Linked DNA regions of Mus musculus: all the other regions are linked to region 2. A link is a loop called in an ENCODE intact Hi-C map of the cell type or tissue named here. Cell type or tissue: heart. All regions are shown on one strand.

Evidence for each region. Hi-C counts contacts between places; a loop is a spot of excess contacts. Peaks named below come from ENCODE experiments on the same cell type or tissue, not always from the same donor. Only the 100,000 strongest peaks of a DNase experiment are listed, where the experiment ranks them.
Region 1: a loop joins it to region 2, with 2.8 times the contacts of the local background. A loop is called at or near these places in 3 of 42 quality-filtered maps.
Region 3: a loop joins it to region 2, with 7 times the contacts of the local background. A loop is called at or near these places in 21 of 42 quality-filtered maps.
Region 4: it touches region 2 in a loop (4-fold over the local background); 6 of 42 quality-filtered maps call a loop at or near these places.
Region 5: a loop joins it to region 2, with 2.4 times the contacts of the local background. A loop is called at or near these places in 3 of 42 quality-filtered maps.
Region 6: it touches region 2 in a loop (6-fold over the local background); 23 of 42 quality-filtered maps call a loop at or near these places.
Region 7: it touches region 2 in a loop (2.4-fold over the local background); 6 of 42 quality-filtered maps call a loop at or near these places.

What each region holds. Positions count from the first base shown.
Region 1 is chr6:108,508,533-108,512,532 of GRCm38, reverse strand. Itpr1 (inositol 1,4,5-trisphosphate receptor 1) reads right to left here. Exons shown (of 62, transcript NM_010585.5): 55 at 1,674-1,838. Among named protein-coding and RNA genes, the nearest start is that of Mir7661, 21 kb to the right of the region's middle. In heart, no CTCF peak of the experiment used is centred here; a DNase peak (open chromatin) is centred at 2,312.
Region 2 is chr6:108,707,780-108,711,779 of GRCm38, reverse strand. No RefSeq gene overlaps it. Among named protein-coding and RNA genes, the nearest start is that of Gm35359, 22 kb to the left of the region's middle. In heart, CTCF peaks have their summits at 882 (motif pointing left) and 1,618 (motif pointing right); DNase peaks (open chromatin) are centred at 1,709 and 2,079; H3K4me3 peaks cover 1,306 bases; H3K27ac peaks cover 819 bases.
Region 3 is chr6:108,415,718-108,419,717 of GRCm38, reverse strand. Itpr1 (inositol 1,4,5-trisphosphate receptor 1) reads right to left here. Exons shown (of 62, transcript NM_010585.5): 38 at 2,760-2,908; 39 at 1,718-1,829. Among named protein-coding and RNA genes, the nearest start is that of Gm35165, 55 kb to the left of the region's middle. In heart, a CTCF peak has its summit at 2,020; a DNase peak (open chromatin) is centred at 2,054.
Region 4 is chr6:108,567,557-108,571,556 of GRCm38, reverse strand. No RefSeq gene overlaps it. Among named protein-coding and RNA genes, the nearest start is that of Gm44040, 34 kb to the right of the region's middle. In heart, a CTCF peak has its summit at 1,674; DNase peaks (open chromatin) are centred at 466, 1,056 and 1,866; H3K4me3 peaks cover 1,027 bases; H3K27ac peaks cover 1,224 bases.
Region 5 is chr6:108,485,975-108,489,974 of GRCm38, reverse strand. Itpr1 (inositol 1,4,5-trisphosphate receptor 1) reads right to left here. Exons shown (of 62, transcript NM_010585.5): 50 at 1,367-1,489; 51 at 56-160. Mir7661 (microRNA 7661) reads right to left here and starts at 232; the gene lies at 172-232. In heart, a CTCF peak has its summit at 1,557 (motif pointing left); no DNase peak of the experiment used is centred here.
Region 6 is chr6:108,424,713-108,428,712 of GRCm38, reverse strand. The region is part of intron 40 of Itpr1 (inositol 1,4,5-trisphosphate receptor 1); the gene reads right to left. Among named protein-coding and RNA genes, the nearest start is that of Gm35165, 46 kb to the left of the region's middle. In heart, a CTCF peak has its summit at 1,826; DNase peaks (open chromatin) are centred at 1,742 and 3,502; H3K27ac peaks cover 446 bases.
Region 7 is chr6:108,100,233-108,104,232 of GRCm38, reverse strand. No RefSeq gene overlaps it. Among named protein-coding and RNA genes, the nearest start is that of Setmar, 37 kb to the right of the region's middle. In heart, no CTCF peak of the experiment used is centred here; a DNase peak (open chromatin) is centred at 2,102; H3K27ac peaks cover 945 bases.

The sequences.
Region 1 (4,000 bases), 200 kb after region 2:
TCTGTCTCGTTGATGGTAAGGCTGTGAGGTAAGGGGTGTGGGTCTCACCTCACACTGTCCCTTGCATTTAGGAAAGGCCCTGGCTACCTCCAAAAAATAACTCAAAAAAAAAAAAAAAAAAAAAAAAAACAAAAAACCAAAGCAGCAGACTGGAAATGAAGAAGAAAGGAAGCAAGATCAACAGGAAGGAGAGCAGCAAGGAAAGCCACACCCAGCAGGGGGAGAGGGTACAGATCAAAGGGCACAAAGGGAGAGATCCTACCTCAAAACAAAACAAAACAAACGAATAAACAACAACCAGGGACCCAAGAGACAATCCCTGCCCTCTGCCACTCTCCCCAGGGAGGACTGGAGTGTGCTGCACTGGTGGATGTGGGTCTCCTTGACTCACGGGCTAAACTCTGTCCAGGGATGCTCATGCACGACACAGAACAGTTCCAGAACAGACTCCAGGATGGCTCTAAAGATTTCTGATGCAGAATGACCAAAATAGGCCACATAATAGCGCTCACAAGTACATCCTGCCACCCCTTTGCTTAAAAGCTCAAAGTACAGCCAGCCAGATTCTGAAACTAGAGAAAATAAACCATTCCGCTTAGCCCGCCAACATCTCTCACTAATGGAATGAGCTAATCCTGGTGAATTCTTTATCTATTTTTTTTTTTTTTTTTTTTTTTTTTTTTTGTGGCATCGAGAACAGAGGATGATAAAGATAAGACTAGGGAGCTGTCCCATGGCAATGCTTGCTTAGGATGCTGACATGAACAGTTACATGTGATCCATACAGTATCCCTGCGAGGAAAACCTTCTTCTCAACTTGGAAGGAAGGAAGGAAGGAAGGAAGGAAACTGAGACAGACAAAAGCAGCTTAGAAACCATACATGGGTTTTCCTTAAGGACGTTTCACAATCCCTATTGTCTAAATCCTTTCATTCCTTTCCTTTCCTTTCCTTTCCTTCCATTTCCCTACCCCCCCTCTCTTATTTTTAGCCCTTGGATATTTTTTTTGATCTTCATATTTTTATATTTCTTGTGTTTGCACCATAAAAGTTTATGCTTCTTGCCATGTTATGTAGGTGCACTGAAATTTCTTATCCCCAATTTTATAGATCTAGGTTTCTTTTGACTTTGGCACAGAAAATCATTATTTGGTTTATAACTTAATCTGCTCCCAAGAAAGGGACAGAACCAACTCACCAACTGTCAAGGTCTTAACAACTTGGCTCTATGGGAACAAAATCACTTTTACTTAGCAAGCTCACTGTCCTGGGTCCTGGGCTTTGCAAGTTGCTCTTACTTTGGTCCTGACATGTTTGCCTTGAGAAACAGATTGCAGAGGACTGTAGGTGACTGTGTCAAACATATGCCTCTTGGCAAGTGCTTCCCAAGTGAGAGAAATGGACACATATATAGGAAACATCTGAACTGCAGAGGCACCTCCTCCATGAGTGGAAACTACAGATGTGCCACATACAGGACATGATGAGATCCTGCACTGCCAGGTTCCCTGGAGCTGCCCTGTTTCCTATGTCATTTTCCTCTCAGATCCTCCCAAGATCGGATGCAGTTGGAGCTTGATATTATAGAACCAGGCCCAGTAGCTGTGATTAGAAGGTGGGGGGTCTGTGATAAGAGATGACACAGTTCTCCACATGTGAACCCCTGGTACTCACCAGCAAGCTATAGAAGAACTCATGTACGAAGAGGCCCATGGCACAGATGAGTAGATACAGCAAATGATAGAGGAACTCCACATCCAGAACCATGGCCCGGTAGCCTCTGGTGAAGGTCCCACAGTTGCCCACAAAGCTCATCAGGAAGATGATTTTATTGCAGACCTGAGAACAGACGGTGGTGGGAAGAGTCAGATGGCAGAGACCATGCTCAACTAGGCGTGAGAACCTGAGAGGAGCCTTAGCACCGAGTGCCCACCAAGCTCTCTCAGAACTGTCCTGGGACTCCAAGTCATTCCAGTACTTTGCTTTTCAGGCATAATACAAATTACACAGTAGTCAAATCATTTCAAGTGCACCAGCAATCAAGCAGCACTTGTGTACGGCAAAAACAAAATTAACACATACTGAAATGATGGTTTTCGAAATGAACCATTTCTAACATTCTTGTATGAGTCAGTCAGATACAGAAGTCACCCGTCTCTGTGAACTCTGCGATCAGCATGCTTAAAGCTCGTTATCTAAGCTGGCTCCATTCCAGACACTACAGGGGCTGAGCTTAGTGAGAAGTGGACACGGCTCAACTTTCTTGGCTTCTGCAGTCACAAGTAAGATGAACATTTTCTTAAGAAACAAAAACAGGGTTTTGCCAGGATGAGCTCTTTGTCCTGTACTTCTTTCAGGGAACGATTTCTGACCTTCCCATGGGGGATCCACCCCTTTTCAAGAACCAGTTCCCGAGGTCGGGAAGGAGCTTCATCTGGCCAATCACAACATTATATTCTTCTGGATATAATAATTGTTCAAGGATTGTCATGTGACCAAATGAGCCAATAAAACCCAGGAGGCATTTTTTTCTCCCCTGGGATTATAGCAAAAGACAATTTTGTTTTTTTTCTACTTACCTTGAACCTGAAGGGAATATGAGTTTAGGGCTACTGTCCTCTTCTTACCCCACCGTGGGTCATAAAATCACAAACATTCAGTAGACACAGAGCCAAACTAAGGGACAAAAGAATTGGGCCCCGATGCCACTGCCTAAGCCCCCATATTCAGCTATACCTGAAGCCAGGTTCTTGCTTTCTATGTCAAAATGAACCAATGCATTTCCACTCTGCTTCATCTAGCGTGGGTTTCCTGACACCCACTATTGAAGGGTCCCTGACTTACCTACTAGATAATACATTTGTATGTGAACATATACCCCATGCCTGGAAATCCATCTCCATTAACAGGCTGACAGAAAAGCTAGAAAGAACACTCTGAATGCACTTGGGGAAACCATCTTCTGCTTCTCTAGTTCCCTTGGCACCAGGCACACAGACATCCTGCCAGCTAAGCTGCAGGCCAGTGTAAGCCAACTCCTTGACAATCAGATAAGGGAGGACACCAACACGGACAGAGAACCTCCAGCTTTCTCAAGCACCCTCAACATACAATCGGCCAGGTTTCCCCTGAGTTCTGACCCTGTGGGTGAGATTTCCTTACAGGGTAGCAGAGCATGACTGACTCTGGATGGAGGTTTAGAGAGAGGGGTTTGGAGAAACGAGAGATGATCATAGTCCAGTTGACACCACAGAACCTCCTACACACCCAAGTTCTAAAAATCTGAACAGGCCAACAGTCCACTTCAGCCTACTTGATCTCCTCTTTAACATTCACTGCCGCTCCAGCAAGTATCTCCTGTTTGTAGACTCAGTCTATTGCCCCTATTCCACACTGACTGTTTGACCAGCTTTTGATCTAGCTTCCTGCCCTACCTCTAAGGGATGCTGTCAGTATATACCATGTCTTATGTTCTGAGCACATCCATCTGGCTTCCTCTAGCAGGAGACTGGTGAGCCTGTCCTAACCCTAACCTCAGTGAGTCATCCTTTGGATAGCACCCTAGCCTCTTCCCCTAGCCTTCACCTGTTTGTTCAGCCACTCTTACTTATCCCATACACACCAAATAGTATATCTTGCTAAAACAAAACAAAACTCTAAGTGACTATTTATGATAGCTGTCCTGGCCTCCTCAGCTAATGTATTAAAAATAGCAATTGTCTAACTTGAGTCTTCCTTGAAAATGGTCTTTGTCAAAGATGTGTTGTCTGTGGAATGATCAAAGGACAGAACAAAAAGAAACAAATAGTCACACATTCTGAGGAACTAATTAATACCTTTTCTTTCCATCCATCTGTCCTGTCTGTCATCTGATTATCCTGTGTTCCCTCTGAAACAACTTCTCAGAGCACACAAAACCTATGCCACCGTCTCTAGAACTCTCTCTCTCTCTCTTTGCCATTGTGCCCATGCTTTGACAATTGTCAGAGCTAATAGTAATG
Region 2 (4,000 bases):
TTCCACCTCACTGAAAACCAAAAAGTTACATGGCATATTGAGAAATCCCCCACAAACCACCCCCTAGGAAGTTTTGGGTTGTTTTTAAAGCGTTGGGGGAGCGAACCCAGGACCTTATGCATCCCAAGCAGGTGTTCAGGACCTGAGCCACACTCCCAGCCTCTGTGCAAATTGTGTTGTCTTTTTTAGGCTTTTTTTTTTCTTTTTGCATTGGACATGTGAAATTCTCACCATTCAACTACTCAGTATGTGCTTTGAGACCTGGGAAAGACCCTAGTTTTTTATAGATCTGTAACTGAGGTAAGTTTAATGTCTCCTGTCAGTAACTTTCAGCATTTGGCTCCTACTTCTTCATAGCCTTTATACCATTTTTCTTTCCAGCATATCTCTCTCTCTCTCCCCACCCCCTCCACTCTCAGCTTAATTGTGGAAACCTTCTCATTGCTAACACAGAACAGACATAGGCATTAATTTTAGCATGTAGACCAAAGTCTAGAAGCTCAGTTCTCAAAATGTGGGTTCCAGATCAGTAGCTGTTTGGAAACTTGCTAGAAATATAGAGCTGCAGCCCCACCTCAGGCCCACAGAACCCAAATCTGCTTTTTCACAAAGTACTAAACACATTCAAAATAAAACAAGTAATGTCCTCTATGAGAGCAATTGTGATTAAAAGAGGACAGTATTACTGACAGAGAGGGAGCCACCCTACACCGCAGGCTTCAGGATTAAAACTCATTTCCACTCTAAATACTTGAGTGCCCAGATAAGCTTCATTGAGTGGGTTACATCTTAGCGGTAGTAGAAATTAAAACTGTGAAAGTTTTAAAAGTATCTCTAATTTGGGGTTGGAGAAATGACTCATTGGTTAAGAGCACTTTTATGGCTCCTGTAGAGGTCCAGGGTATCTGACGCCCCCTTCTGGCCTGCACAGCCACCTACATCCTACATGCACAAACTTCATAGAAACTCTCTCTCTCTCTCTCTCTCTCTCTCTCTCTCTCTCTCTCTCACACACACACACACACACACACACACACACACACACACACACACACCCCAGCACAATTCATTTAAAAGTAGTAATCTAGGTGTTGCGGAATCCATGGCTATAATTCTAGGATGCAGGATGGGAGATGGCTTTACAGGTAAAGTCTTGACACCTTGCCTGTTGACCTGAGTTAATTCCTAAGACGAACACGGTGGAAAGAGAGACCTGAATCTAACAAACTGTTTTCTGACCTTTAGATCAGTTCTCCCTCTATATCTTAGTCTCTGTGTCTCTTCTCTCTGTCTCTGTCTGTCTCTCTCTACTCCCTCCCTTTACCCTCCCTCTCTCCCTCTCTCCCCTAATACAAAGAGAGACCCTGTCTTAAAATCTTAAAACAGCAAAAACAGATTGTGCGGTGAACATAAAACGCAAATTCTGGTCCTGACTAGTTCCTAGCGTGGCTGAGAGACTATGGGCATATCTCTGTCCTCTCTGGGCCTCCATTTCCTGATCTGTTTTACTGTGGAGACATCTGTCGCACCCCAGCCCTGCCAACTCTCCTAGCCCTCTCTAAAGGTCTGGGAGGTCCCAGACAGAATTTTAGAACGATTCTCCTTTTTGCCCAGAAGAGGGCGATGGAGACCGGCCATGGCTGGACCACTTCTAACCCCGAGGCGGTTCACAGACTCCTGATCGGTCCACAAGGATCCCTCGTGATCCGGGCGGTTTCCTTGGCACCAGCTGACATTGGTATCCCAGGCCACCTGGGCGGTCCAAGTGAGAGAAGGAGCTCTGGACGCCTTCCATATTGACCCAAAAATGGCCAGTCTGGGTATTCAGATTCCTCCTATCCCAATCTGGGAAGAGCCACAGAGACTTGGTTTGAGGAAAGACACATTGTCCCCACCTGCACTGCGTCTTTGGGTGAGAAACCACCCAGAAGCTATTTACTCCAAAGAGAAAACTGGGCGGGGTGGCCGGAAAGGAACAAGACACAGAGCTGCGCCAGGTCCTTGGGGATTGCCTGCCACTGGCGGGCTGCGCTTGCATCAGCGCCTGCTGGGGCTGGGGCAGGGGCCTGGCCACCAGCGACGTCAGCCTCTTTCCCAGAAGAATTCCACTTCCTGCGGTCCGGGCCCCAGAAGTGTGGGAGTGGTGGGGGTTGGTTTCTTAGGATGACACCACTCAGTATGCTGCATCTCCTCATTCGCACACGCTGTTGTCATGGAGACGAACAGCATCCTGACAGCCCCGGAGAGGCCAATTCGCCCACAAGAAATGACCGGGGCATGGCCGACTCAGGAAAACACTGACTGTGTGGGGTGCTGGGTCAAGGAAAACAGCAGCCACGGGTCCCTGAATTTGGCCCCAGGGATGGGTGGGAGGGATGAGGGAACCAATTTCTGTGATGCGATTTCAAAGCTGGAGGCGTCTTAGTCCAGAGAAAAGCTTTGAAAGCACGTGGCTAGCTAGCAAAAGTTTCTTCCTCCTCCCCCTCTTCCCTCTCCTCTTCTTCCTGCTTCTCCTCTTGTCGGCTTCTTTCCCCAATTTTCTTAGGACTCTCTAAGATTTCCCGACCTCATCAGCTCTTATCGAAGGCAGTGTTAGTATTAATTCGCTTAAGTAAACATTTGTTAAGCGGTCAGGGTGTAACTTGCAAAGTTACACGGGTAAAAGACCTCCTTTCGTCTTCGCCATGACTCAAGTGCTGCTGTCACCTTTTCCGAGGAACTATCCAGTTCGTGGGCGATCTCCTAGGAAGTCAAGTCAACTCCCGCTCTCTAGCCATTACCGAGCACCTGCCAGAACAGCAGCTAATACGGCATGCAGCATGTGTGATTTTTTTCCTCTGATGCTCCACTGTGACTGCCCTAAGACTAAGCACCGAATCTCTAATTATGGGTTGGTAAATTTGAGATTATTAACCCCCAATCACGAGGAAACCTTGTGCCTGGATCAGGAGTCTGTGAACCACCTCAGGGTTAGAGAAGCAAAATAACCCTTACTAAAACATATTTTGAAATACAGAAATGCTGGGCATGGTGGTGCACACCTTTAATCCCAGCACTAGGGAGGCAGAGGCAGGCAGATTTCTGAGTTCGAGGCCAGCCTGGTCTACAAAATGAGTTCCAGGACAGCTAGGGCTACGCAGAGAAACCCTGTCTCGAAGGAAAAAAAAAAAATGAGTATTTAGTACACTGGCGTTGGCTTTGTGAAAAATAGAGTGCATTGCCTACCTAGACAAGTCCTTTCGTTTGAGCCATTTCTGTTGCGGCCGCCAGCAGCTCGCAACGTGAACGGTTCGACTGAGAAGGCCACTCGAGCTGTAAGAGAGGAATCTAGACGGGGCGAAAAAAGAAACGGAGCTAAGACAATTTCATTCTGATCAAAGCTCAAATTTTATTGTTGGGACACTAGTTATGAAGGAAGGGGGAGGGGACCCGATTCCCGCCGAATAATCTCGGGTCCAGTAGAAAGGTGCACGTGTGTGGCTCCTCAGGTTCCAGCAGTGGGCGTGGCAGAACGAATGAGCAGGAAGCTCCACCCCGAGCAAGCAGGTTTCAGGCTGGGGGAGGGGAGACTACATTTCCACCAAAAATGTACTATATATATTTTTATTTCGTATTTCATTTATTGATTTTGTGCATGCATGCATGTCTCTCTGTGTGTGTGTCTGTGTGTGTGTCTGTGTGTCTGTGTCTGTGTGTGTAGGTATTCTTGTATGTACACCCATGGAGGTCTGAGGACAGCTTGCGGGGGGGCAGGGGGGGGGGCCAACTCTCTCCTTCCAGAGTGGGTTCTAGGGATCAAATTCAGGTTACCTGCTGAGCCACCTCACTGGCCAAAGCATGCTATGTATTTAAATGGTTGTATTCATTATTTTCCTCTATCTGTAAAAGGCTAAGCTAGTAAGTAGTACCTACAGTGTTGTACATCCTTGTGGAGACTTCGGAATTTAGAGAGCGCTTTCCTGCCTAGAATCTAACTTCTTTGCTGTACCCTTGAGAAGTA
Region 3 (4,000 bases), 290 kb after region 2:
CAGCCTCTGGGCTTGGGCATGTCTAGTTTCTTCACCGGCTACAAAGGAAAGTGAACTGAGGCCCAAGAAACTCTTTTAACCTCTGGGCATTTACTCTTTTGTAGCATCTTCTACCTGATACCCATCAGTCTTTCTCTGCCCACTCCACCCCAAAGATGCCCTTGGTGTCTCTCTTCCCATCCCTTCTCCTATCAATTAAAACCTACCCAGGTGCCCATGTGTGTATATGGGCAAGTCATCTCATCGTTTCTCACCTGGACTAAGGCGCTTTGCATCTACTACTTATATTTATATGCTTCTGCCTATCAGGTTTCGTCCACGAAATCCTGATTTAGTGAACAAGCATTCCCCTTTAAGTTTACACACTATAAACATTCAGAATGAAATTATATATAGTTTCGTCTGTTGGGTTGGTGTGAGACAGGATTTCCTGTATTCCAGGCTTGGCCTGGAACTCTATGCAGCCAAGGATGACCTTGAACTTTGGGTCACCCTGCCTCCATTTCCCTAGTGCCATGATTACAGGCATGCACCAAGAGGTACATCTAGTATCATGCAGTGTAGGGTGTCAAACCCTGCTTTGCACATGCCGGGAAAGCATCTTACCAAAAGGGAAACCAGCAGAGGGCTACGGCACAGTGACGACTTCACTTTTCTGTTTCTCTCTCTCTCTCTCTCTCTCTCTCTCTCTCTCTCTCCCTTACTTTTTCTTTTTTCCTTTGAGATATGTTTTCTCTGTGTATCACTGGCTGTGCTGGCCTCTGAGTCAAGAGATCTGCCTGCCTGTGTCTACTGAGGGCTGAGATTAAAGGCGTGGGCCATCACTCTGCCATGTTTTCTTGTTCTTATTTGGGGAGCATCATTTGTCAGGTAAGCTTCTAGTGAAAGACCTTGCATAGGCTGAAGGGTGAGAGTTCAGCAGTCTGTCATACGTATAATAATTTGGTTATCACCCTCTATTCTGACAGGGAGAGAGGTGGTTTAATTACCAAGCCTTCTTCCCAGGGCTGACCAATGAGTTACTGGGTATTCTGAAAGGACAGCGAGACCAGGAACCATTGGTAAAAGTGGCTAGCAATTAGTGAGTGTGTTATTACCTACCCAGTGACGGTTGGTGGCATTGAGACTTATGCTTAAGATTCCTTGCTGGGTAAGAGAATGAGCACCAAGATTGTTCTTGCCCTACTGTGCCTCACATGGGACACATGCCAAATGCCTGCTTTCTCATCTACCAAGAAGTACCAGGTCACAGGAATTGTCCATTTCTCAATCTCCATCAGAAGTGGTGACATGCAAAGAAACCAAGCCTTCCTTCTAGTTAGAACTCGAGGGAGTTTCGTGAGGAGCTGGAAGGATTGTGAAATCCCCATCGGAGAGCGGTAAGCCAGCCCACAGGTGTGCTGAGGTGGAACACAAGTCCACAGATCCGGACTGATACACAAGACGCTATGCCTCACTGGGAAGTTCACTAGGCAAGAACTTAGAACTACTTCCTTGGCATTAGGTTATGTGGTGAGGTGTCCATGAGAGACAACTAATAATATTTATATTTGACTTGCAGGAAGGCACTCATATGATTCAGTGATCATCCAGGACAAGAGAAACAGCTTTAAAAAAAAAATTAAACTGCCAGCCAGTAACTAAGGGGCTTCCACACACTCTCAAACCTTAACTTTAATACACAGCATAATTTGAACGGGAATATAAAATGCAATACCTTCTCTCCATAGCCTCTGTCTTTGGTCATCATTTCCCTGAGGGTCTGTAAGACTTTAATGCATAGTTTCTCTTCATTCTCCTCCAGCAGTTGCTTGGTATGTTTTATTAGCCTGAATAAGAGAAAACGGGGGTGACATCTTAAAACCATCCTCCAGCTAAAGACATGCCACAAGTATTCTGATCTAACTAGTCAGTTAAAGAATGAACATTTAAGAAGGGTTCCTACTTTAAATACACTTCAACGCATCCACACACTTAAGAGCCAGTCAGCAGCCATGTCTCACACACGACACCTGCTGGCTGGGAGCAGATTACCAGGCTGGCACGGCAGGAGCTGGACACATAACAACGGGAGGTTATACCGAGTGGAGAAAGCAGACAGAGCCCTGCTCATACGTGTGGTTAGTTATCCACTGGGTATTGCTGCTAAGCTATGCCAGCAGGACATTTTTAAGGACCCCACTCACGAGGATGATGGCTGGGGAAAGACACTTTCGGTATCCATAGTCTCCTCGTCAGAGGAGCTTCTAGGGCAAAGCCCACCTTCCACACAGAAAAACAACTCAGCTCAGTGAAAAGTCAAATGGGAATATTTATTTATTTATTTATTTATTTATTTATTTATTATGTCAAAAGACTGGTGACTTCTTTATAGTTTATGGCCCACATGGCATAAACTAAGAATCTAAAAGCATGTTAGGCAAAGATAGTGAGATCATTGCAGGTCCAAGACGTTAGAGGGCCTGGAGGGTCATGACAGTTTCCTGTTTGTTTGTACCACACATGGTAGGCGTTTGCTCCCAACTTGCTAAGTAGAGAAAAAACCCAAAAGGGCATGCGGTTCAAACGGAGCGGGAAGTGTCAGTAACTAGGATCTAACAGACAAGTTTGTTTTGGGATGGTCAGAAACAGGACTCTAGTATCTAACTTAAGCCCATGAAGTTAGAAACCGGCCAGCGGCTCCTCCTTCAGAAACAGGGGCTCGGCCTGGTCATCAGGGGTTCCTGGCTACTGACCACGTCAGAAGGGAGGCTGCTTACTTGCAGATGAAACCTCCACTCTCACATTTCCTCCTGGCATCCGTGTTCTCGGGGAAGAGCAGTTCTGGTCTGTGTAGAACATCCACGAGCACAGACAGCTCAGCCTGCACCAGGGGCCTGAGCCGGTCCTCTAGGGCAGACACGATGTCCTGGAATGAGAGTGTGCCTTGGTCAGCAGCTCGGGAGGAAGCTGGCTGGAATAGGATGAGCCTCTACCTATCTCTGCCTGAGCCTGTGGTACAGGCTAGGCTGTGTTAGTGCGGCTTTAGCATTGTCTCCCATTATTTCCAGTTATTAGATACTGTCCAGTGGTTACCGGAAGCATCGCCTCCCAATCCAGAAAACAAAGGACAAATACATCAACCTGTTCTGCACCTCTTCATCTGAGACAGTTTATGCTATCAGTCGCCATTCTACGTAGTCATAAGCACAGCACACACAAAAACAAGTTTAATGGTGTCAAAAGATGTCTGCAGTATGAGCTTAGAGCAGTCAAGCAATAGTATGGACTTTACGACACGGTTTCAAGGACAATATCCATAACTAAAAGTGCATACCAAATCCCACTAACACATCACCACTGGTTTTCTCTGGGTGGCGAGGTTACAGGGGAGTCTAATATTCTGCTACATAGTTGCTAGTGCTGTCCGATCCTTAGCAATGAGCACAGTTTACAGAATAATCATATAAACATGAGAACACAAATGAATGAACATGCTGTATCAACATGCTAAAGACATGTACCCTGATAGCATGATGGTCTTCAAATGCAAAACACACAGCTGTAGGAAAGGAAAACAGAGAGAAGTTGAAAGAGCCACCAATCCAACACAACAAACACCATTTAAAGGCAAATGATAGGAAACAGACGAGGACCCATCTTCAAAAGATGCCGCAGCCTGGCCCCAGGCTTGCTGACTCAGCGTTCAACTAGCAACATGCTAAGGCTGGAGAAGAACACAGCACAGTGCGATTTGTATGGGAAGAATGCCCCATTTTAATGTTTTTCTCTTTTTCCCCCCCTCTTGGGGGGTGTTAAGAAAAGGGACTGAAAGATCTTGTATATAGAAACTCAATTTAAACCAGTTAAAGATAGACTTGGCTTGTGTTTAAGGGACTCTGTATAATGGTAACAGGGCAATAATGTTTAGGACACAGAGATGCAGAATTAGGTGATTGCTCCTGGTGAGGGAAAGAGTTCCCAACAAGATCCTAAGAAGCATAATGCAGATTTCCTACTT
Region 4 (4,000 bases), 140 kb after region 2:
TAACCGCGACTTAAGAGTGTTTGCATGCAGCCATAAAGTGGGAGACTTTAGCAGGTCCTGGTGACTTCCCTCACAGGACTCCCACGGGGCAATGTGTGTGCAGCTTTTGACACCCACTTCCTTTTCTGCAGAAACGCCCTCTCTTCTAATGTTGCCGACCTAGACACCCCCTCCTTTCTACCAGAGCTAGCTGCCTTTGCTGCTGCCTCAACCGCACCCACGGACTTCCTCAAATCCCTACAGCCCACACTGGAGCTTACTTTGCTGGATCTGGATCAGAACAGGGGTCTCGGAGTGCTGCGGGGGTGGGAGGGTGGGGGACGCCCTGGAGGGCGTGGCGAAGACGAAGCCCCGCCCTGAGATTTGAGCTGGCTGCTCTGCAGAGGTCCACGTGAGCTGTTCCCCTGCTTGCCCTTGGCAGTTCGCAGACGGGTGCAGCGGGGCTGGGGCGAGGGAGTGCCTGGGAACAGTCTGTGTGCTCCTGGCGCTGTGCCTTGCAGCTGGCGGGAGGGTGGGGTCGCCCTGCCCTGCTGGGAGCTGCTGACCGGAAAGCTGGTTGGGGATGGGAGCCCCTTGGTTCCCCCACTCCTGCTCAGAGTCTGGGGACCTTGAACGTGAGGTAGACAGGCTCTGGATAGAATTACCATTTGGACCACAGAAAGACTCAAAGGCACTTTTCTGTCTGCCCCCCTGCCCTGTGACCTTTGCTAAGTCATTTGATCTGGGGCTTCAGTTTCCCCAATTGTCCTGAGGAGTTGAGGCTTGAAAGTGGCCAGGGAGGACACAACATGTCATGTCACATTACATTCAAAACATGTCTAGTGAGTATTTAGGATGTTCATCCATGCCCTCCCTCATCCCGGGGTTCTGGTGCCTAGCGCCAGCACTGTGCCAGTTAGGTGCTGAGGATCCAGACTGGGCAATGAGGCCAGTTTGGTCTCAGCTTCCTCACCCAGCTACAAATTGGCTTCAAAGGTCATGAGAAAAGGCGAGGCCTATGACGTACTTCCTGTAGTCCCTGGCACAAAATGGGCTCCTAACCCAAGCAACTGGCTTCCGGCTGTACAGAGGGTTTGGAGACAGCTGTTCCTATGAGACTGGCCTGGTCTGGAGAAGTGGAAACAGACCTTGCAAGCTGGGTGTGCACAGCGCCGAGCAGGGCTCAGTTTCCACGTTGCTGGCTAGCCAAGAAGGAATGCAATTACTCAGTAAGCACACTCCCATTGATCCCTGCCTTAGCAAAAGCGTCTCAGCGTTGCTGTCAAATTTCCAATCCAACCCCTGTTAAAAAAAAGAAAAGAAAAAAAAGAGAAAAAGAAAGAAAGGAAGGAAGGAAGGAAGGAAGGAAGGAAGAAAGAAAGAAAGAAAGAAAGAAAGAAAGAAAGAAAGAAAGAAAGCCCAACGAACGGTTCATGGACGTTTCCCCCCTGAATTCACACTTTCTAATGAATAAGAAGAAAACAAGATTGGCCTACATCAGAGGTGATTTGTGTATCAGGATGAAATTACAAGCATTTAATGGCAGAGTTGGTAAAAAAAAAAAAAAAAAAAAAAAAAAAAAAAACAACACATAGTCTTCATCCGTCACTGTGGCTCTCAGCTCTAAGTCTGGAAACTAGTCATACTTTGTGCCTTAGGGATAATATAAAAAAATACTGCTGCCCCTGCTGCCGCTAGGTGGTCCTCAACAGCTGTTTCTGTTTTGATGCTATAGACTCCTGTTGTGACCTTAGTTTCACCTTTTTCCTGCCAGTAGCCACTGTAAGGTCCTGTTGCTACAAGAATTAAGGGAAAACCCATTAGCAATGAGTTATAACCACACCCCTGACTTCTGCAGAATGTTGAGTAAATCAAACTTCTGTTCTTTCTGGAAAAAACCTGCAGCTGAAACTGGGATCAGGGCTAAAGAAACCCAGCTGGATTCCGTGTCTGCCTGCCCCTGGCAGTTTCTGTTATGATCTGTTTATCATACAACATTTTTTTTTTTTTTTGAGGATGTGACTAGCTTTTCTAAGTCTAAGATGATGACATCCACTGTGGGAGGCCTCACGCCTAAAAGACACAGGAACAGCCCATTAATCCTGACCCCTCTGCTCAACGCTTGTTGAAGTCAGTGGTCTGTTCACACGTATTAACAGTTCTCAGAAAACAGTAGCTATTGGCTAGTGTTATCTATGAATAGTAACTTAAAGATGAATAAAACATGAAGAATTTCTGGGCTCAACACTTTCAATTAGCCCCACCCCCTTTTTTTTTATTTCAATCTTTTAAAAAGTTGGTGAGTTTAGATGATAATGTCTATGACTCTTAAGATTGCTATAAAAGGCTGGGCGTGGTGGCGCATGCCTTTAATCCCAGCACTCCGGAGGCAGAGGCAGGCAGATTTCTGAGTTCAAGGCCAGCCTGGTCTACAAAGTGAGTTCCAGGACAGCCAGGGCTATACAGAGAAACCCTGTCTTGAAAAAACAAACAAACAAACAAACAAACAAACAAAAACAAACAAACAAAAAGATCCAATTGTCTGTCTTTGAACTCGTTTTAGTCCACCAATTTTTTTAAAAGCATGAGTATACACTATGCTACATCAATATAGCATTATTATCAATATTCATTGAGATTGTTCTATATATGCGCTTAGTGTATGAATGTGTGTGATAGTTCTATATGTATCTATACATTCACATCAGTGATATGTTTATATATAGCTACATCTATATATCAGTATCAATCACTCAGCATTGATGGGCTTGCCCCCTCCCACCTGCCCCCATTTCCTGCTTTCTGTAGTTTTGGGGATTGAACCCGGGACCCTGTTTATTCTGTGCTAGTATTTGACCACTGAACCACCCCATTACCGTTTTTAAAAGATGTTTTTTTTTTTCCTGTAAAATTATGCTTACCACCTTGTGCTTGTATTAAAGCCAGGGACTTACTTCTTGGGCAAGTACTCTATCACTGAGCTGTAAGTCTTGGTAATTTGTAATGTTCAAGAAACACAATTTACCTTTTTTTTCTTTAAAGGAAATCTGACAATGTTTGGGGGGTTTACAAAAAAGTATAATTTGTTTATTTGAATAAGAGGATGGAGAGTTTTAATTTAAAGCATAGCAACCCTTGAGGAGCTGCTCATAAAATTGGTATCAGATGATGACAGTTTTTAAACAAGGGTTTTTAGATTTCAGAAAATGAAACGTAATTTATGGTTTATCTTCTACTGTAAATAAATTTGAACGGATAGGAAGTTACATTAACATGAACACGGATGGGTAAAAGACATTAAGTGGGGTTTCGGCTAAATGGATCTAACAGTGACTTTCAGCACCAGGGGTTTATGTATGTAAGTGTGGTTGGGTATCACTGCTCAGTTTACAAAAATCCAGCTCCTCTGTTCCCCATCTAGTTCTCCTGAGTTAGTTTGATTTGGGTATTGCTTAATCCATTTAAGAAACAAGAAAAAAAATATGACAGGGTGGAAGGAAGTATCCAAGTATTCTGAGTCTAGTTACTGTAGTGTCCCCACGACAGGAAGGCACTGGGGACACTAAGCACACTCTCAGCAGAGCTCTGATACTGCCGTGTCAGTCTGCCAGGAGGAGAATCATGACTTTTCCACGGGCTTCTTCTTTCTGCTCTTTAACCCTTTCTAGGACAGAAGAAAAATGAACAAGCTAGAAATCACTCACTGATCACATCCCAGTGCTGGGAAGAGAGAACAGAGAAGATGGAGGAGAGAGTACAATCCTGTGGGAGATGTAGAGAAAGGAAAGCAATCATGGAGTGTTTAGTGTCAAAGGGGAAGGGGGCACTATGTGACATGTCAGAGGAGAAAAGCCACTGAGATCTAGAGGAAACAGAGTTGGTAAGGGAGACAGCAAGAGATGGGTATTCTAAGGAGAGAACAGCAGGGAAAAGACACCTGGGAAAAGAGTGCTTGTTCTGCCAGCGTTGGGATGTACAGTGTTGGTTATCGCAGGTGTGTGTGTGAGAAGTTCACAGTTTG
Region 5 (4,000 bases), 220 kb after region 2:
CAGGTCCAGGCCTTGCTAGTGAGTACTCCCTGCTCATGGCTTGACTGGTTCATACCTCAATTTGTGCTGTGTGCTTCGCGTAGAACTCCAGAGCTTCATCCCCATCCACCTGGCCTCCAGGTTTCAGCATGGTTTGAAGTTCTTTGTTATGCCGAGCCAACTAGACCACAAGCAGAGAGAAACTGGGAGTCAAGGATTACAAGAGCTACTTTAAACTCCAGGTTTCTTTCTTTCTCATGTATCTCGGGCTGGCCTTGACCTTGTGATGTAGCTGAGGATGACCTTAACCTTTCCATTCTCCTGCTTCTTCCTCCAGAATTCTGGTTTTATTGATGTACACCACTGCAACCAGGGCTTTTTGGATGGTAGGTGAGCACTGTATCAGCTGAGCTATACCCAGCTTTTCGGAGTTTAGAAAAAAAATTGCAAAATGACCAGCAGTAAGCCAAAGGCCAAGGTACCTAAAGAGAGGCTTGCTCCCTCTGTAAAGCTCTGCTTTGCAGAGGCTATTTTGGGAGTCTGGCATAAAAGAATGGACAGTCCATGCCCATGCAGAATACCCCTTTTCTCTGATTTCTTAAGCTAGGCAGGAGGGACATGAAGTTTTCTGTGCACCCCATTAAGCCTCCATTCTGGGGCTATTGAGAAACCCTTTCGGATGCTAGATGCTGAGTATGGAGGCAATGTGGGACAGGGGAGTGTCTGAAATCATTCAGTACACATGCAGAGACAGAGACCTAGTAACTCCAGGCCTCTTGCCTTCTTTGTATTATGCCCAGGTCCTGTACCTAAGTTTAAAAGAGGCTAAGGAAAGGAGAGGTTAATCTCCACTGGGCTTCAGCTTTCCCATCCCCACCCAACACCTGAAGACACTAGTATACCCAAAGAAGCAACTGCAAAAACCCAGACACTTGGGAGGTGATTATGAAATATGGCATGTTGGTGTCAGGGAAGAAAGTATCACCCAGAAAGGCAAACAAAAGGAAACTGTAAGGACAGGTTCCCACAGATCCCCAAATGTGATAATCAAGGAGGCTCAAGTTTATTTCTTTAGGTTGTTAGGAGAGACTCATTAGTATTTATAAGATGCCCAAGACCCCTTTTCAGCCGCTCTAGACAACCATCCTTAAGAGAAGACATATGTACAGAGCATGGGGATTTCCAAGTCCCCGGCCTACCATACTAGGAAAATGGCAGTGTCCGGGAATTCAGCCCCTTAAGGCAGGTGGGCAAACACAGCTGCAAGCCATGGTCACATGGGTACAACCAGTGCTAGAAGAAAGCTTTCCAGGAAGAGTCAGTCTCAGGGTGCCTCTAGCTTAGCATGCTGGTGATGTGTAGAAGGGCAAGAGAGAGAAGGCTGTACCTGGTGAGCGAGGATGTAGATGTTGTGGCCCACGTTCCTGGGTGAGGCAGCTCCATCCTCACCGTTCTCCCCATCCTCAAATTCCACTTCACCTTGCATGTAGGCCTTCTTGATCACTTCCACCTTTGGGTAGGAACAAGAGAAGACATCTCGTGACTCAGGGCTGACCCCTGCAGGACTGGCATCTATAGCTTAGACAGCTGTCTCCACTCCTAGAACAAACACTGCTCCCCAAGGACTACAGCCCACTCCATCAGGCTTGGATGCAGCCCAGACTCCTCAGTTATAACGATCCCAGGTGCAAGCACCACCCTCACCCACAGAGAAGTTGGTTCACTCTGCTTGGACCAATACATTCAATGGCTGGCTTATAACCTTCTGCTCTGGAAGTTGATGGTGGAAAAAAAATTCTAGTAGGGGAACAACGGATTGTTGAGATGATTGGCTAAAAGGGCTTTGCCATGCAAGCTGAAGGCCTCAGGTTGAATCCTGGAACCTACGGTGGAGAGAGACAGCCTGTTTGTGATCTCTATATGTCCACCACTACCACCATGAACATGCATGGAGACACACACTACCACCTCCAGTACTACCCAGCCCCTTGAAAATGGCAAAATGTCACCCACCCCCAAAATTTCCTTATCCCACTGCTACTTTGGGGAGTTGGTGAGGGGGAGTGCAGACTAGTAAGAAATCCATTGGCTTTTGAGACAGTAGCGCAACTACTTTCTGTTAAAATGTAATGCTAGCAAACATTCTGTGAGGTCTCAGAAGTCCCTACTCTTCCTTCATAGATGTAGAAATGAAGGCACAAAACATCATTGCTAAGGTCATGGTTAGTGAACTAGGATTTGAACTTAGCCACTACCCTTCACAGCTGCCTGGCTGACTCTAGGGTTCCGCACAACCTCCTAGCACACTTCTGAGAGCACTGCACTATCTGCTGACGGTTCTCACTCACGTTGGTTCCCCGGGGGAAGCAGCTGGGGCTGCTTACATCTAAATCCCGCCCCGTGGCACTCGGCACGCTGCTCTGTCAAGCTTTCCTAAATAAACATGTCATTCAGAATTTAATAATTCAAACACTAAGAGTAAATATGTTCAGTTATATTAAGAATTAATCATTTCCTTGGATGATTCAGAAGGTACTTCAGCCTGGGGCACTGTTTTCATTGCCATTGGCCGTTATCTGGGACCTTCTCATTATCCAAGAGGAAGCATGTGGGCAGCCACATATTCTGCACTCACAGTCGGCCAGCTGCTGGATGAGACCCTCACTCTCTAAGTTTGTTTTCCAAGCAGTTTTAAAACCAAGCCCAGTATACTATATATGCAGAGAACATACATAGGTGCATGTATGCATGCATACATGTGCACACACGGATATGTTCTGCATTTTCAAGCTTCCTTCCTGTTTGTCTCCTTAGAGCCCTGGTTGCTACAAGAAGACTTGATCCTTTCTGTGATCCAGAATAATGTGCTCTAACCAACTGGGGCAACCCTGGAGTTGGTGGAGCCATAGCAAGGGGTCGTGGCATTTGCTCTACCCATGACAGTCTTGAAGAGACAGGGCATATTCTTAATTCATATGATATGAAATGGGACCTATGCAAGGGCCATTCTGATCCTACTAAATAATGACCCTTGGCTACCCAGTTACCCCCCCAGTTACATAAGCTGTTATGTAAACTCTCAGAGAATCCTGTCTCTGCGGAGAACTCACTCCCTGACCTCAGGGATCAAAGAACCAGGCTGCTGTGAACTTTTATTTAAAGGATACATAAAGGGACTTTGGTCTGGCCTCTAGTGCACATCCAGGTCACCAGGAGGCAGAAATGCTTTAATGCCCTCATTTAAGTCTGTCGGTTACAGTTTATTTGCATGGGGCAAAGTCCAAATAGACTCAGCTCATATCACCCATCCTTGAACACTGCTCCTTTCACAGCTCAAACCATCAACTCCCAGCATGGGGAGTCACAGTCTATCATAAATGTCACCCTTCGAAAATAAACCAGGTCATGTTTCAAGGAAACAAAAAGCAAACACCAACATTCAAAATAGACTCTCCTGTTGTTCAGGCAACTCCACCAAGAACATATGCGAACCTGTAAGGCTTTAAAAGATGTGGTAGTAGGCTATGTATGTGTGGTGACCCACACCAGTCATCCCGGCGCATGAAGTTAAAGGGATCATAAGCTGGGGTACAGCAAGTCACCGTTCAAACAATCAAGGCTGTCAGGGAATGGGGGGAATGGCACACCCATAACCCCACCTCCCAGGGAGTTGGAGGTAAAGAATCCAGAGTTCAAGGATAGCCTGAGCTGCACAGTGAATCTGAGATCAGCCTGAACTACATGGGACCATGTCTTACCCTATTATTCCTAACCCTGCTTCCTTGCAAGAAGAAAGCAAAACTGCCCAAAATCAAGTGCTGGGAATGTGGCTCAGTGGTAGAACGCTTCCCAATCATGAAAACAGAGAGGAAAATGGACCTCAATTCACATGAGGCTATATGCCAGGCACCATGCTAAAAGTCTGATGTGACTCTTGTGTTCTAGACTTTAAAATAACCCTTCAACGTAAGGAATCTTACTTTCTCTTTTACAGATCTGGAAAGCTGCACAGCTCAGAGAG
Region 6 (4,000 bases), 280 kb after region 2:
GGACATGGCAGAGACCTGGCCAAATGAGGATATAATTAGAACACCAAGCAACATCCTACACCTTCTTCATCTCCATCAGCACTTCCTTCCCCAGTGAAGGAAGTCACGGTTTCTTAGGGGATAAGCTGCTTTTAAGGAAGTAAGCTGCAATTCTGATAAGCATAAAAGCAAAGTATGCATGTCCCAAGAATAGCTATGTAAATAGAAGATATGATGCCAATATAAGTGAAGAGTAGGCTTTGATAAATAAATTTAGTTCCTCAGAAGTAGTAGTTGTTTGTTGTTATTATTATTATTATTATTTACTTTACTTGAATGGTGATGTTCCAGTGAACATTTTAAGTAATAACATTTTAAGATCTATATATTCTAGGTCTTATTTCTCCCTCATCATACATGCTGCTGACATCTCTAATCACAGCTGGTCGGTGGATGATGAACACGTCTAGTTATGAATCTGAAAACTGAGTACTGCCCCAGACTGCTTCATCATATTGCCCCTTTGATTAAAAGTTTCCCCAGAACTCTCAAAGATGTTCAGCAAAACATAATTTCGTAGAAACAAAGATCCAAATGAGTAACAAACATTTAAGAATAACTTAAACAGTAACTCAAGTTTCTGAGCCCTCAATGTCCTTGTTGGATGAGGCCAATAATCAAGGTATTATAACTGTGATGTCAACCAAGTAACGTGATATGTGCATAGAAGATGCCTGTGGGCTTGCTTCATATAAACAAGGCACCCTATTTCTTATGGAGGGATGCACATCTGTTATCACTCTTTGAACTTCTTAAAGAAAAGATACCTATATATGTCCTAGGTTACTCCTGGTGCTTTCGAGTCAGCAACCCTCCCGACCCCGTCTCTCTCTCTCTATCCAGCCCTTTTATATGAGTCTATTATAGGACCAGCACACAGTATGGCTGTGAATAGGCTTTGCTTTCTTCTGCCCTTAACCGGAATCCCTCTCTGGCCTCTGAGCATCCACCATTTTCTCTTCAATATAATGTCCACTTATGGACCATCTTGGCAGTAGTTGGACACAAGTCAAGACATGTATGATAGGCTCATATATCAGTACATCAAAAATAATTTATCATTTCTGGTTCCCTAAATCAGCACTCCGTTGCTTCTCAATCTACTTATAACCCTGGGAAAAGGAAACAAAACAAGAGTGAATGGGCTAGCAAGTCAGGGTCCATCTTTTATCAGACTTTGAAACCTCTTCATTGAGAGAAAAGAAATCTTTAAAAAAAAAAACCCAAACCAAAGATGGAAGGTTTTTTTTTTTTCTGAATTTAAATGGACAATTTTAAATATTCACATCTACAAATACAATTCTCATTTTAACTGCATTTGCTTTTAGAAATAAGGATAAGTTAAAAATTAAATGGCTCCACCCATGAACTTTGATGCATATCTTACAGAGAGGATTCATCAGAACTCAGTAGTGTGGTCCGTTAGTTAAAAAATGCAAACTGGCATGACGCAACTACACAACTTCAGTCATTCTGGAATAATCTCAGAAACAATAACAAAGAGAGTCCAAAGATTTGAAAAGGCCCTCAGCAGACTCCGCAGTGGCTTCTGTGTGCTGACAGCAGAGCTTGCTCTGTGGTTGCCAGTGTCTAACAGTAAACAGTCCTGCTGCACTTATTGGCAATTACTGCTGAAGGTCGCACATCAGCAGTGAGCTTAAATTCCAGGAAAAAAAGAAAGGGCTTATGTAACGGCTGCCTGAGGGTTGGCAGGTTCCCAACTCAGCAGTTTGCAGCAATGTAAGAAAGTAGGACGCCTCCACCGGGTCGGACGTCATGAGCGCGCCCCCTGAAGGTGAAAACTAGCAATTCCTAAGCGGCTGTCTGCACCCCTACCCCCACTCCCACCCTTCACATCCTGAATATTACAGACATTTTTGTCTGTGGCATCACTAGCTTGTAGGGGAGAGAAGTTTAGGTCACAATAAATAAAATCAGGCTACAGCTACTCTGGGTGACAAGGATATCTGTTGTGTTGTTTTGTTTTTTTTTTTCAATACAGGAAAGCAAAGTTGCAGTTGCCTGCTGTCACCAGGGTGACAGTAATTCAGTGAGGATGTCATATTAAGTGAAGAGGAATGGGCATGTCTGTTGAACTACAGCACACACTTTTAAAACACACAACTTAGTATCAAGGACAAAAATGAGGAAACCTAGATGGCCCACCCCATCATCCACTACTGCTGCCTAAACCCCAAGTATGTTCTTAAAAGGCATGGCACTTCCTAGTTTAGAAAAGTAGGTCCTGCCTTGAGGTTCCCCACTGCATTCTTGCCTGACCTCTGAAGTGACTACTTGCCCTTCTGACATATCGAGAAAGCCCCAGATAACATTTCCCCACAATTCCATGTATTTCTATCATGCTGCATGACAGGCTGGGGTAACTTTTCCATTAATTTGTATGGTCTCTAGCAGAGTCTCCAGCACGGCAGATACTATGTTTTTGGAGGCACATTGTATCAAACCCTTAACATAGTACCTGGAACCTAACAGATGCTTCCAGTGATAGAAATCAGGATCTTTAACATCAGCTGATGTCCATTTATGGCCAGTGAGGGAGCTTTCTGTATCTTGATCTTTATCTGCGGCTCCCTCTGTATAGTTACCCCTGGCAACTGTCAGAACCATAGGATACCAATACTCTGTGGCCCTGGCCCTTCTGATAACTGACTGGCCTTTGTCATCAGTCCAAGATTTTGGGGGGATGTATAGTCCCAAGCACACAAATGTAGCAATCCATGAAGCTTCACACACACAGTGCAGGTAGTTTTTCTATCCCCACCCCACCCTCACCCCCGCATCCACCCCTAGTTTGTTTCTCCTATCTCCAGTGAACAAGATCAAGTCGGGGTAAAGATAGAGACTGCCTCTCTTGCCAAGAAGCAAACACAAACACCGACACCCTCCTGTTCCTGGTGTCAATTAAAATTTTATTCTAGAGGGCAGCTGGGAAGAGCCTGTACATGCATGCTCTTTATGAGAAGTTTGTGCCTCTACCCTTACTTTAGCGTCTTGCCCAAAGTCCTGATGTTCATGCAGGAGGTCTTTCCCTCTCTCCCAAGTTGTTTGCAGCCATCTATTCCCCGAGATACTCAACTGTCCTTATCGTCATCAAAAGGCAGTGGCTCTTCCGCAATGAGAAATTGGAGGGACCATGCATGCTTACTATTTGCCCCACTGCCACCACCATGATCACTCGGGACAGAAGCCTTCAGTGTTAGGTGTGAGGCTCGTCCCTACCCAGATCCTTTGCTGTCAGGAGCTCTCATTAAACTTCTGTAGAAGCACAGCTGTGGACTACAGCTTCCCCAAGAACACACTGGTAGAAGGTTGCGGGGGGGGGGCGGGGGGGGATTGTACCACAGGGAGCTGTGATAGTTTCCAGAATGGGCTGATAATAAAGGCCAATCAGTCACCTCTGAGAAGAGGGCCAGAGCCAATAGCCTGAGGGACCAGGGACAGGGTGTTGGTGTCCCTGGGTTCTGACGGTTGCCAGGGGTAACTACGCAGAGGGGAGCCACAGTTGCTTCCTCAGGGAATTTTCAAAGAATCTAAGCGCCTGCCAGAACATTCTTCTTTTATAAACAGACAGTATTCTATTTCCTAGAGTATAATTATAAACACACCTGCTCCAACTGTGGAATCTTTCCATAAGCAAGCAATAAACTCCCAGCCAGGAGAACCAAGTAGTATCCTGAGCAAGCAAACACATCAACTGATTTACTATGGTGCAAACAGTGTATTAATAATGCTACACAGACCACAGTGGAGGGGGGGGGGTTCCTTTCCCTGACTTAATCTGTACTTAAGCAAATAGAAATTCAACCTCAATAGCCCAGGGGGAGAAGTTTATAGGGAGGCATTTATAACTCAAGGAAGAAACAAGAGTATTGAAGGGTGTCAGCATACTAAGTTCAGTCCAGGACATTCTAGCATAGAAATAATTCAAAAATGGGAAAGC
Region 7 (4,000 bases), 610 kb after region 2:
GAGAACAGAACACAATTCTGTAGCAATGCAGATTTTTTTTTTCTTCCAGGTTCCCACCTCTTTTGGACAAAACATTTCAGTTGCCCATTGCTCTTCAGGAAAAGAGTGCAATGGAAGGTGGCATTTATTTCAGGACGTGTTGATTAGGGCACAGGCATGGTGAATGGTTCCAAAATAGTGTCAGAGTGGGTCACTTCTGTTTCCACGTCTTCCCTGATAAATGAATGTTGACATACAATAGAATAATGGCCTTGAGCCCTGGGAACTCCAGCGTTCTCACTCTCTGGTGATGAGCTTTGCTAAAGGAATCACCTTTATCTTCAGTTTTCCAGTAGCACTTAGAATTTTTTCCATGCAGTTAAATCTATAGCTGCCATAGGACAGGGGATATTTTGGAAACAAACATCACTTCCTTTTTGTCCCAAAACTGTAGGAATTTTATAAGAGGCATGATAGAGGGTATTTTATTTCATTGATTTTTTTTTTTTCCATTTTGAAATGATGCTATACGTACACCTTTCTCTCCTCCTTTCCACGGACAGTTATCCTAACACAAAAGGACTAACCTGAAGGCTAGCTATCAGGAAAAGGAAGTGTGGAGGGAGTGGGGGTGGGGGAGGTACACAAAACAACAACAGCACACCCAAAATGTCACAGGTGGAGCAGGCTGTGTGTATGTAAGTGAGGCCCGTTCTAAAGAGGCTGAGAGATCAGGCTGGAACGGCTAAATTGTCCAATGCTATGGAAGAGCTAGATATTTGCGTTTAAAATAACATTTCTTACCACATTTTATGCTTTTGTGTCTATGTGCTACAACACACACGGAGGTCATGTGTGGGAGTCTTCTGCCCTGGTCCTGGTGCTCAAACTCAGGTAGTGGTAGTTGGCAGCAAGCATCTGTACCTGCTGATCCCTTCGCTTCCTTCCTGTTGTGTGGCCTAAGATGGAGTGCAGTTCCACATCCTCTGGCCCTAAGGATCTGGGGTTGGTTCCTGGCACGTAACGTGGTTGCCCACAGCCACCTGGAACTCCAGTTCCAGAGGATCTGACATCTTCTTCTGGTACCTATGGACGCTACACATTCTCATGATCCAGACACAGGAAGGTAAAGCACTCTATACATTACACACATTACACATGGGGAGGTAAAGCACTCTATACATGACAAAATCAAGTAAGTCTGAAAAATGGATAAAGTGCACACAGTGGAAAATTCACTTTATGCAGTGCACTATACATGGGAAGAATGACTGACCCTGCAGTGGTACACAAGGAGTATGTGTGAGAGAGAAAGGGCAGCAGCTTGCCTAGGGACCTCATTTTACTCAGAAGTCTCTGGGAAAGCTCCATGCCTCCATCCCCACCCCATCACACCTAGAATGATTTCCCAGACTTGTGTGATCAGTTGATACACTGACAGGACGTTTTCAGGCCCTTCGGCCATCATCGCTAAGTTTTCCGGTTAATACCAGCTGGTACCACAAATGTCAGGTTCCTCTGACCGATGGCTTCATTTTTATTGGTTGAAACTTGCTTCTTGTAATACAAAGTCCCCCAGAACAGACCTTAGTTCCACAGAATCTGGCCTTTGGTGTTTCTCATGCTTAAAACACCATGGAAATGATTAACTCCGAGAGCCTGGGATGAAACCTTGGCAGTTAGCCAGAGCTGCTTTTTCCCACTGTTGTGTTTAGAACATTAGAGCCAGAATTTAATTAATTTTTTGATTAAGCAAAATCATTACAGATGATATTTAGGTAGGCTATGAAGTAAGAAACGCTAGATTTTGAAACTTGCCCTACTTGAGTTCTGAAAGTTCAAGGGCTTAACACCAAGGGATCGAAATGGCCAGCTTCAGATTCTGATCTGTCCCCAAATGATCATTGACCCTAAAGCCTTCATCACAAGAAGGCTGGTTCATTGGGTCTTTGGAATTTCAGAATAATTGAAGGTGAGATAAAATGGCTGTCCTGGCCTGAATCTAGGTCCTGTTTGACAAACTCTGTGCTTTATCTGCTGAGGGGAATGGAAGCTATCAGAGTGACTTCTAGCATGTCAGTTTGGCACCTCACTAAAGTGCTATTCAAAGCTCAGAATCAGCCTAGGAGAAAAATGAGACCAGCTAGTGGCTGCCAGAGGAAAAGAGGTGAGGCTGTCCTCATGTGCTGATAAAGGTTGGCCTGCATTTTGTCCATGCCTGTTGCTTGCTTTCTCAAAGGCTACAAGTCTTTTTCCTTTATGCACTTGCCAAATAAAATCTTATTTTTCTTTAAGTGACACCGGAAAATGCGTCTTGAGTCTCTTCCTTCAGTAATTGTCTTCAGCATCATGTTGAAGGAGGCCATTGCAGATATGTCCCTCTGTTCCTGTCCAATTCCCTGAGCCACCATTAGGCAGGTAACGTTGTTCCTCAAGGTAAAATATATTTAGTGATAATGCCCACCTATGGGGATTATGGACCAAGGAGAGAATGGTAAGTTCAAGTGTTTAGCGTGGTATACTTCATGGTTTTCTAGGTCCTCATTTCTCAATGGCTCAGTAGTTAAGAGCACTGACTGCTCTTCTGAAGGTCCTGAGTTCAAATCCCAGCAACCACATGGTGGCTCACAAACTTCCATAATAAAATCTGATGTCCTCTTCTGGGTTTCTGAAGACAGCTACAATGTACTTACATATAATGAATGAATGAATCTTTGGGCCTGAGCAGGACCAGAGCAGGACAGGAGTGAGAGGGGCCAGAGCGAGCAGAAAAAGTACCTGAAGACAGCTACAGTGTACTTACATATAATAAATAAATAAATCTTTAAAAAAAAAAGACAAAGCAAAGAAAGAGATAGGTACAGTCAGGTAGGACTGGTCAGCTATAGTTATATCTATAAACAAAGAGCAAACTGGACTAAGGCTACATGAACGTGTTACTCAGATGCCTATTAATTAACAAGTTATATTCCAGATCCCTGACTTGGCAAATCCCTCCTATGCCCAATGGTCTGTCTGCTGCACAAAGTGTCTATACAAAAGGAAAGTTGGATCTGGTCTTTGCCGTTGTCTGTAATTCCGAAGCTCATCCTCTTTAACCTACCTCCCAATGAAAGTGCCTCTTATGGGGCTGGCCTTGTAATTCCCTGGCAGAGTGCTTACCGGGCATGTCCAAGGCCCTTAGTTTGATCCTCAGCATCTCAATTAAAGGAGAAGTTACTTAGGAGCATAGCAATTTAGCAAAGAGCAGGAAAGCAGGGGCAGCATCTTGGTTGGTGAGATCTTGGCCAGCCGGTGAACTGTTCTCTGAGCTGATTTGAGTTTGGTTTAGTTCAGCCTCATGATTTAAATGTATCCTTTTTGCTGTGATTACAGGTCCAGGATCTCCGTTCTAACTTCATCAGCTCCCACATTTAAAGGTTAAGATGTTGTTCAAGGGGACAATTAGGGTTTGGGAGAAAGGACTCACAGGGTACAGGGCTTTCCTAGCTCAGCAGTTCATGTGTTATGGTTTGGGGCTCTGAGCTTCTCCAGCATCATCAGGGTCAGTGAGTCAGCAGTATTTTCAACATTACTAGTAGTAGTAGTAGTAGTAGTAGTAGTCCCCTCCTCTTCCTCTTCCTCCTTCTTCATTCCTAGTATCACATGAGTGTACTATAGAATTTTCAAGAGACTTCATGGTATATAGCTTCTTTTGAGTTCTCTGTCTTTTTTAGGAGTGAGAACTTTGAGAGTGAATTCTCTAGGAGAGAAGCCAGGTCCCACAGTAACTACCTGTCTTTGTCTTTGAAGAACATGACTCACCCTTCTCCAACCCCTCTGAAGACAGCCCAGCAAGAACTGAGCACAAATTACTCTAAGAACAGCTTAAATGACCTTCCAAGAAGCTGCCATGCACGTCACATCTTCCACATAGCCTTTGAAACATCATGTGGTGCATGGACAAGTCTCATAGCTGGAATCAGTCTAATGTCAGACTCCCACAAGTGTTCCACATGTCAAGGAAGGTTTCTCAACATGG